Regions from separate parts of the Homo sapiens genome. Here region 1 is linked to region 2. The links are chromatin contacts, found by Hi-C in ENCODE. All regions are on one chromosome and are shown on one strand. The core of a region is the stretch at or near the end of the contact, and the rest is flanking DNA. Distances in the headings are between cores, read along the strand shown.

Region 1 (5,202 bases), core at 2,035-4,534, 180 kb before region 2:
GGTTACGTTAAAACATGTGAGCTTGTTAAAATTGTGTGATTGCCTGTTTTTTTTTTTAGCCAGACTTGGCCTTGGCCATAGCTTAATTTCCATAGGTTGGAAGATGCCACATGGCTAATAAAATATCCAAAGCTTGTGCAAACCAGATTTATTTTGTCTTAGTTTACATTACCCTGTAGCCAAGGAGCCATTGATATATTGAGGATATATTGATAACTGCAAATTTGGGGATTTTGGCCTGAGCTTATATCTGGGCATTTGCCTTAGCTTCAATTTCAGTTGGCCTTTATAAATGTTGCCTGAAATAAGGATTGTATAAGAAGTAAATTGGTTGCTACTAATACCTTGCATTTATTCTTCTTATGCATAAATTTATATTTCGAAAATAAAATAATCACATCCACTAATTATTTTTTCACAAAGTACATTTGTTATTATTTGCTACTTTTTGATAAAATACCCAAACCCAGCCTTCAGGCAGCACTTATATAACATGCCCAGTATCTATTTAAAAATTTTAAAAAATCAGCCAAGTTGTCATTTTTTCCTGTCAACCGGTTTTAACCGATAATTTTCATAATTACAGAACTCAGTCTTTCTGTTGTTGGCGGAGTATGCAAATAATAGGATCTCCCACTTGGTCTCCCTAAATGCACTCCTATGGAACTGACATGCTTAAATATTTGGGGAGAGGGTTATCCCCTTAAAACTCAAATCCAAATGTTATATTAGCTAGAAAGAAAACAGTAATATAGAATGTCTTCCTCAAAATTAGATAAGCTCTTTATCTGAGACATGGGCTCTGCTCTTTGAACACAGGGTGAAATGAGTCTCTGACCTGCCTAATGATAAAATCTCTTCCTTTGATTTTTAACATCAAGCTAGCTTTAAAAGAGGCTTTTATATTTAATATGTTATGGAAATTTATTCATGTAGAAACATGTTTGGTATTAGTGTGGTGCCAGCTTACTTCTAGAAGTGATGAATTGAAGTTAAAATTGAATATACTAAAGAAGGTAATAACATAGTAATTAAAAGATTGGGGGTTCCAAGGTCGGTTCTAGCATTTATTTGTGGAGGAAATTGAAGTCTAGAAACCTCACATTCAACGTCTGCAAGCTGATGATAACAACCATATCTATCTCCAGGAATAATTATTAAAATATTTAACAACTGATTGGGCATGAGCATAGAAAAATCAGGAAAAACACTCATTTGACCAAAATAAATGCCAGCCAACAGTTGTACCACTGAGGATCACCTGAGTATCAGCCATTTTATCTCCTCAGGATGTTGGCACATATAATGAGACCATAGTCTTAACTATATTTGCTACCCTCTAAGATGACTCCCAATCATTTGTACGTTGTACAATGTTGTTCTGTGGGACCAATAAAATACAGCAGATAAAGGCCCGGCGCGTTGGCTCACGCCTATAATCCCAGCACTTTGGGAGGCTGAGGCAGGTGGATCACAAGGTCAGAAGTTCGAGACCAGCCTGGCCAATATGGTGAAACCCCATCTCTAGTAGAAATACAAAACAAACAAACAAAAAGCTGGGCATGGTTGTGCACGCCTGTAGTACCAGCTACTCAAGAGGCTGAGGCAGGAGAATCGCTTGAACCCAGGAGGCAGAGGTTGCCGTGAGCCAAGATTGTGCCACTGCACTCCAGCCTGGGTGACAGAGTGAGACTCCATCTCAAAAAAAGAAAAAGAAAAAAATTACCACAGAAAAAAATGATACTTCATTTCTGAGGTGAAGTTACAAAAGTCCCTTCAGCTTCCACTGTGACTGGTATTTTTCTTCTTCTCTTCAGCCACTCTTTCTGGGGGAAGCCATGTGATAAGCAGCTCTGTGGAGATGCCAGTGTGGTGAGGAACTGAAGCCTCCTTCCAGTAGCCCTGTGAATGAGCTTAAAGGAAGATTCCACAGCTGCGGAAAACTTCAAATGGCTGATGCCGGGCTGACAGCTTGATTGCCATCTCATGAGAGGTCCCAAAGCAGAACCACCCAGCAAAGTGACTCCTGGATTTCTGACCCTAAGAATTTATGTGAGATAACAAATATTTGTTCTTATTCGGCTGCTAAGTTTTGAGATCATTTGTTTTGCAGCAAAAGGTCACTAATTTACTACATAATTAGCATTATTATATAAAAGTGAAGTGAGAACAACAAAGCATTTTAGGGCAGAAAGGCATGTTGTCCTCTTAATGCTGAAATCTGAATGAAAGAGAGATCTTAAACAGGAACAATATTTTGACGAAAGTGATGTTGAAAAAGACCATGGTATTCAGTTGTATAGACTGTGCTGTTCACAAGGGTGCCCGACCCAGGATGTGAAAGAAGATGCAAATCAAACCCCCGCTCAGGTCTCCAAGCTGTGTGACCTGACTCAGAGTTGCATCTACCCAGAAGTAGAAATGCCTTTTTCTAACACACAAACATTTAATCCTCTTGCCAGGTTGTGTACCCATGGGGTTTTGTCAGCCTTGGAGAAGGCATTTTTTTTTAAATTAGTAAGCACATTTTTTTTAAAATTAGCACAAGACACCATATGGGCTAGCAGTGGTTTCAAAGTTGGTGGGGGCAGGAGGATTTAAATCTTTTTGAAGGAGGTAGTTCTAGCTTCAAATCCTGCCCACTTCATATGTTTTATGTGTATCTTCTGATACGTTTTATAACTTCAGTTTTCTCACTAGTAAAATGAGAAGTGAGAACAAAAATATCTGCATAATTGGATTATGGCAAGAACCATATGAGATAATTTTTGAAAAGCACCGAGCTCAGTTGGCTAGTACACCATAGATGATCAATACATGCAGCTTTTCCATCTCCTTTGCATCTGCTTGATTTAGGCAGAATAAAAAGGCTGTTTATGGAAGAAACTGCAAGCTTGCCAAATGAGTCAAAACTCATAATGTTTCCTATTATAGCAATCACTAGGAGCGGAACCTAAAGAAAAAGCACAGCAGAAACTCCTGAACTATTTACTGGTCAGCATCACGAAAATGGGACAAATTGATTATATAGGTAGGAAGATAGGTTAATAGATAGGTTGGTAGACAGATAGATAACAGATGATAAAAAATACATATAAAGTTTGTACTGAATATATATTAAAAATGTATCTATGAGGTACTAACCTACATTACTATATTCACCCTCAAAGCAGCTGTGTTGCTGTTGTACAGGTGTCTCAGTGCCTGCAGAACGAACCTCGTAATGTCCTTCTTGGAAATATTAGCACCAGCTGTTTAGGATCCCCCTGTCAGAAGTCTATATCCAGACCTTGGCAGGCTCCTCTGGTGAGCTGAGACACTAGGCCAGCTAAGCAGAGTCCTGGCTCAGAACTTTGTCTGTTCGTTCTATAGGCCTCCTCTTCCAAGCTTCAAGGTTCTGAAAATTCCAACCTATTCCCTCTGTTTCCCCAGCCCTAGGAGTGTCCGTTGCTTCTCACATTTGTCATCTGTCTATGATACCTTAGTTTCCCCTTTTGCCTTTTCGATTGCCAAGTTAACAACTTTACACGTAGTTTACAATTTTTCATAGGACATTCTCTGTTAATAAAACTGTGTGTGATTTCTGTCTTTTGCTTGGTCCCTGACTGATCTAATGACCTAAGGGGCAGCTCTAACATCACAAGGGACAATGTGGGGAAAGTACCAGATATTTCAAGCCAGAATATTTATAGTTGTGATAAAATTGTTTTTGTAAAATGGGAGTATTATGTAGATTGTTCTTCTTTATTATAATTTATTATGACTCTTTTTCAAGAGTCTGATTTAAAATAGTTAGACAAAGGCACGCACCATTACTTGAGGTTTAAATTTTTCGGTGACTTATTCCTGCATCTCTTCATTTATTTCTGCTGCAGTATCTTTACCAATTCTACCACTTTCAGTTTCACATAGGGAAAACCTCCTACAGGTCACAAGGAAAGTAGAAAAGAGGTATTATCTTTAACTTATATTCCTCTAGCCAAAATACTGAAATTTTCTCTTTTTATTTTCCAAGGGAATTCAGTTCCATCCTCTGAAAAGTACATAGCCCCATTCTATTTCACTTGTACTGACAAATAGAATATATACTAACTCCTGCCATCTTATTTCCTTCTGTAGGTTCAATAAGTACCTAAAGGGCTTCATCTGAGAAGAGATGTGCAGTAGAGAAAGGGAAGAAAAAAACTTATAGAAATATTTTTTTAAAAACTATTTTTGCATGAAGCCACTGTTTGAATAGATCATTCAAGTTTGAGGTTAATGATACCTTGACTGTCAATATGGATGAGTCAGATGATCTAGTGTTGATAATGTGTCGTTAACACATCTGAAGGTGCACTGAACATTGTATGTTCTTTGTACATATCTTGTAATTAACCAAGAAGAAAAAATGAATTTCCCTGGCAAGAAGCACAAACTTGTAAGAGTTTTGATTAGGAGTTAGTACAGTAGGCAGGAAACAACTTTTAAAACTGATATCATGATGCTCAAGGACATAAACAGTGGTATTTTAAAATATTCTTTTAACAGAAAGAGACTTTCTTCCAATGAAAACTTATGTGATATCAAAATATTTGTATTAAAGATAAAGATGGTGCTGTAGTAGATATTTAGGCTAGTTCCTGACACCTTGCTAAATGGCACCCTCCTCCTTTACCTTCCCTGCTATTATTTACTCTCAATTTTGTATTAAGCAGGGTCCCAGCAAAAAAATATGGCATACTCATATTTGGTAGTTTGAGTATAATTGAACACAGAGATTGTTTACAAAAGTAAACTACCCAAAGGTAGTACAGTACTCTGTGGCTAATAAGTAAGAAGCCATCAGATAAATTGCCTTATTTCTAATATTTCTCATCCCACATGCTCTTTTTAGTTTCACTTGGTATTCTGCCATTGAAAGGTGATGTCTCTATTTCATTCCTTTGAATCTATGAGCATTTGTGATTACAGTAGAAAATGATGCAGAATGATCCATGGTTGTATCATAAAAGTGATGCAGTGTATACGCCTGGTTTTCTTTCGGAAGATTGTTGTTGGAACCTAGACACTGTACTGTGAGGAAGTCCAAGAAGCTTTAGAGAAGCTCATGTGAAGAAGAACCTAAGCCCCTGGTCCTCAGTCCAAGTTGAACTCCAAGCCAACAGTCAGCACTAACTTGCCAGCATGTGAGGGAACCTTCCTGGAAATAGATCTTATATC
Region 2 (4,512 bases), core at 181-2,680:
AATATGAATTTCAGTTTTAAATTTTATTTTTATCCCGACTTAGCAAAGATATTACATGACACTTCACCTGAAGATCCATGCCTCCAAAATACTTATCTTTACACACCTATATTTATTTCTTTTTATTTTCTTTTCAGATAATAGAAACCTGATTTTAGGACAACATAACCATAATCAGCAGTTAAAAAATACTCAGTGTGAAAAAATGATCTACATTTTCCTACAGTGGTTTTATACCCAGGATGAAAAAATAAATGCTTGTCAAGTAAAGGCATTAACACATTTTCAAGTGACTTCTCAAGTGCAATTTTATCCCTTGTCTCAGCATTTCATTTATACAGCATTTATTAATCAAGTCTAAGCAGCCTTTAAGTCCCCAATCCCTACTTCGGATTCCCTTCCAATCACTGCCCACTTCTCTCATTGTCTCTGGTACTATCTTTCCTCCCTCCATTGTTTCAGTTCAGCTTTTTGCTCTGCTCCTTCAATCATTCCAACTATACTATCCTTTGAGAATAGCAGTCATCAATTTCCAAAACCATAGAACAAGGACTAATGTTTATACTTTCAAAGGAGATTCAGTGAATAAAAAAGACCATTTAAGAAATGCCAGGAAAAATTGATTACTCCAGAATTCAAAGCAACCAGTCCAGATTGTGGAAGAACAGCACCATTTGTTCCCTAGACTTGGTAGTGACATAAAGGGAAAAGACTGCTAAATTTATCTTTGTTCTTTGCTGTATATGAATTTTAAAACTCACAGAATCTAAGAAGCATTTACCTTAAGAAGAAGGAAAAAGACTAGCTATAGAAAACAGCTCCCCCCTCGATTAAAATAAATATTTTAAGAAGCTTAAGGCTCTGCAAAAAGATATATAAGAAGATCCAAAATAGAAAAGAAAAGAAAAGAAAAATGATGCAAGAAACCGGATACTTTCTCTATTGAGAAATCATTTGATCAAAAAACTTTTACTATTTCTCTGAGGTAGAAAGCCATATATAAATGCTGGACTATATTCTTTGTCTTTATCCATAAAAATAACTGCTAAATTGCAGTTTTAAGACTTAAAGACTAAATCCCATTAATCTATTTTTCTAAGACACTGAATATCCGGCATCATTCTGAATATTGTTTTTCTGTGGGTCCCTTTTTCGTGCGTCCCCATTAGAATACTAAGATCTGAGCGTGAGAAATATAGAGAGAAGAGAGAGGAAGCTCAAGGTTGCTTGAAACCATTCGAAAGGCAAGGGCAAACTCACATCTGAAACTCATGCTTCCTGGATTTTTCTTCCACAATGTGGCTCACAATAATGTCATTTCTTGCTCTATGTCTAAGTTTGACAGAGTTCAGAAACTAAAACGTTGCTTCCTGTGTGAGATGTGCAGACTGCCATTCAGAAATTCATAAAATACCACCTTTACTGAATAGCAGTGTGTGTACTTCTACAAGGACACTGTCTATTCATTGTGTCCAGTAACCCAAGTCTACCATTATACTTCTTGAAAGGAACAGTAAATTGTTTCCAAATACAATTTATTCTCATCCTTTTTACGGATAAGCAAAAAAAAGCAGCGCATCAAACAGGAAAACAGGTTAATTTTATGCCAGTCATGAAGCCTGGTGACAGGTGCTGCCATATGTTGCAACAAGATCTCTTGGCCATGGTTCATTGCTTTGAGAGGTACTAACGAACGCTTGCAGTAGTGTGTGACATACCACTGGTCCCCTGGGATCGCATGCAAGATCTTGTGACAGGTATGAAATTAACTCATGGCATCATGGTATTTTCCAAACATGACAGCTCCCACATTAGCCGCCACTTAGCGCAATGGGGATTGTGGGGAAATCTGGAACAACTAGTAAATGATTTCAGTGGGATCTCCTATGGGCCACAAGGAAAACCGACCCCAAAGAGAATGTCTGGAAAGGTTAAAATCATAAAAGGCAGTGGTCAAATACACAGACAGCAAGCAAAATAATTCTGTTTTGGATATTCTTGTAATTTTAATTTGCTTCCTGGCCTGATTTCTATAGAGCGGATGAAGAAAGTATTCAGTATTCTATTTTGAAGGGCTCTTTATTTCCTTCTTGAACTGGAACAAAGTTTCAGTCATGAGTTGAGGAAGTACTGGGCAACCACACTTCCTTCCAGCTCACATGCACAAGCTCACAAACACACTCCACATTCCTGCCTAGTAAAATAAAATACAAATACCTAAATGCAAACTACATTTTATGTTTCTGTTAGATGCAGAGATGTAAAATCTGTGAAATGTAGCTGTAAAACTTCTTGTTATGGAAAAGAAAAATGTTAAAAGAGCAAAGCAAAATATTTGCATCATGTAATAAAGGAATGTGTCACTGGCTAACTTTCCTGATTTCTGAGTTGATTCTCTTTCCAATAACAATTCCAAATGTCATGCCAAAGACAGGGAAAGGGGGAAATATGGAAAAGACAAAATAAGCAAATGTAACACTTAGAAATAAAGTCACAAAAATATTTATTTTCCTTGAATTCGCAATATAAAAATGACACGTAAGTTCTGAATGCCCTTTTTTTGCATTTTTTTCCAGTATAAGGTAAGAGAAATAAATCCCAAGTACAGTGAGTATAGTTTAAAACGGAAGCAATTGGTCATTCTGAAAAGGATAAAAGTAACATGGAAATGAATGTGGTAGAGAAGAGAAAGAGAAAATGAAAATATACAAGATTCAATGCTGTGTTCTTCTGCCAGTTGTCAAATTAAGGATTTTAATGTTATGTGTATTTACAGATATAGAATATTATCCTCTGGTTTCACAGTCTGTGCACTAGTTACTCATTCCTGGCTCTTTATTTTGCTTTTTTAAATATAAACTTCCTTAAGAATGCCTTTATGGTTCCAGGATGTGGCTACTATTATATAATTCTAGCACTGAGAACATCTTAGCACTTTATCAAATAATATCCTTTAGTTTTCAAGCAGATGCATAATTTTTTAAAAAAAATCTATAAGCATTTACTTTATATTTTAAAAGACTTTTTAGAATGAATACTCATGTAACAAACACTACATAACACATATTGTGTATCAGGCACTGTTCTAAGTATTTTATCAGTAATTCATTTAATCTTAATAATAATAATCCTATGAGGCAGGTACAATCATTATCTCCAATTTTCAGATGAGATCATTTGGGTATAGAGAAGTCATTTGAAAAGTCACCAGCTAATAAGTGGAGTGCTTTAGAATGGAACCCGGATAATCTGGCCCGGAGCCCATACTCTTTTTTTTTTTTTTTTTTTTTTTTTTAGGAGACGGAGTCTTCCTCTTTCACCCAGGCTGGAGTGCAGTGGCATGATCTCGGCTCTCTGCAACCTCCGACTTCCAGGTTCACGCTATTCTCCTGCCTCAGCCTCCTGAGTAGCTGGGACTACAGGTGCCGGCCAGCATGCCCAGCTAATTTTTTGTATTTTTAGTAGAGAAGGGATTTCACCCTGTTAGCCAGGACGGTCTCAATCTCCTGACCTCGTGATCCGCCCCCCTCGGCCTCCCAAAGTGCTGGGATTACAGGTGTGAGCCACCGTGCCCAGCCCCAGAGCCCATACTCTTGAACTCCATGCCATGCTGCCATTGAAGTCTTTTTGAGATCAGTGTACGACTCTTTTAATCAGGAGATTTTCCTTGGAACTGAAGTTCTTCTTGCCTCTTATTGAAACCTCATGGTCAAAGGCAGTTGAGTCACTGGATTCCAATCATGCTGCAAACTATAAAACACCAGCTTTCTTCCAAACAGGCTAAACTCTGCAGTTTCCTATCTCCAACTCCTCAAAAATGTCTGAGAAGAAAGGTTATAACACTCTTAATGTTGTGACAATCCCAACCTTCAAAGCTCAAGTTGATTCATTTGATATATTTTATTGAGTATCTACAATGGACACAAATCATATACAATATGATTGGTGGTGCAATATAATACTTTTAATATAGTGGTGAATTAAACAGACATAATGATCTTTACCTTCACAGCATTTTAGACAGGTCGGAAAAATATATTATAAAAGTAATCATGACAATGAATATATAATATTTATCTTAATTTTTAAAAGAATAATATAAACAATAATAATTTCGACTTTAGAGTTCAACATATCTTTAACCCCAACTCTTCTAATTATTAGTTTTTAGAACAAAAATTACCTTCTTAAACATTCAAGTTCTAAGTTTTTTCATATGTTAAAAGGGTTTTAAGGATTAAATAAGGTAAAATATAAACTACTTAGCCAATTGTTTGGCACATAGTATATATATACAATTAATAATATCCTTAATCATGATTGCTAATAATATTTAAATTTTATACTAGTTTTTTTATGTAAGTTTATCTTTGCACTAGCATTCTTTTCAGACTGAGATCTATTCTTTAGAACACAGTAATAGGCTTTGTTTTCAGCAAATAAAGATTTCTCATTATAGAACAATAACAAGTTTATTGAATTCTTCATTCAAAATTCTCATGAATATATGAA

Evidence for each region. Hi-C counts contacts between places; a loop is a spot of excess contacts on that map. Pooled maps may share reads with other maps.
Region 1: a loop to region 2 is called in a map with no recorded cell type, with 10 times the contacts of the local background. The contact joins two enhancer-like sites. A Hi-C loop is called at or near these places in 4 of 37 single-sample maps with no recorded cell type and 4 of 50 pooled maps.

What each region holds. Positions count from the first base shown.
Region 1 is chr3:461,138-466,339 of GRCh38, reverse strand. No RefSeq gene overlaps it. Among named protein-coding and RNA genes, the nearest start is that of CHL1-AS1, 78 kb to the right of the region's middle. Within about 2 kb of position 3,284, at least 3 of the 41 ENCODE cell types and tissues checked have a DNase peak (open chromatin) inside an H3K27ac peak, as active enhancers do.
Region 2 is chr3:275,674-280,185 of GRCh38, reverse strand. The region is part of intron 2 of CHL1 (cell adhesion molecule L1 like); the gene reads right to left. Among named protein-coding and RNA genes, the nearest start is that of CHL1-AS2, 81 kb to the right of the region's middle. Within about 2 kb of position 1,430, at least 4 of the 41 ENCODE cell types and tissues checked have a DNase peak (open chromatin) inside an H3K27ac peak, as active enhancers do.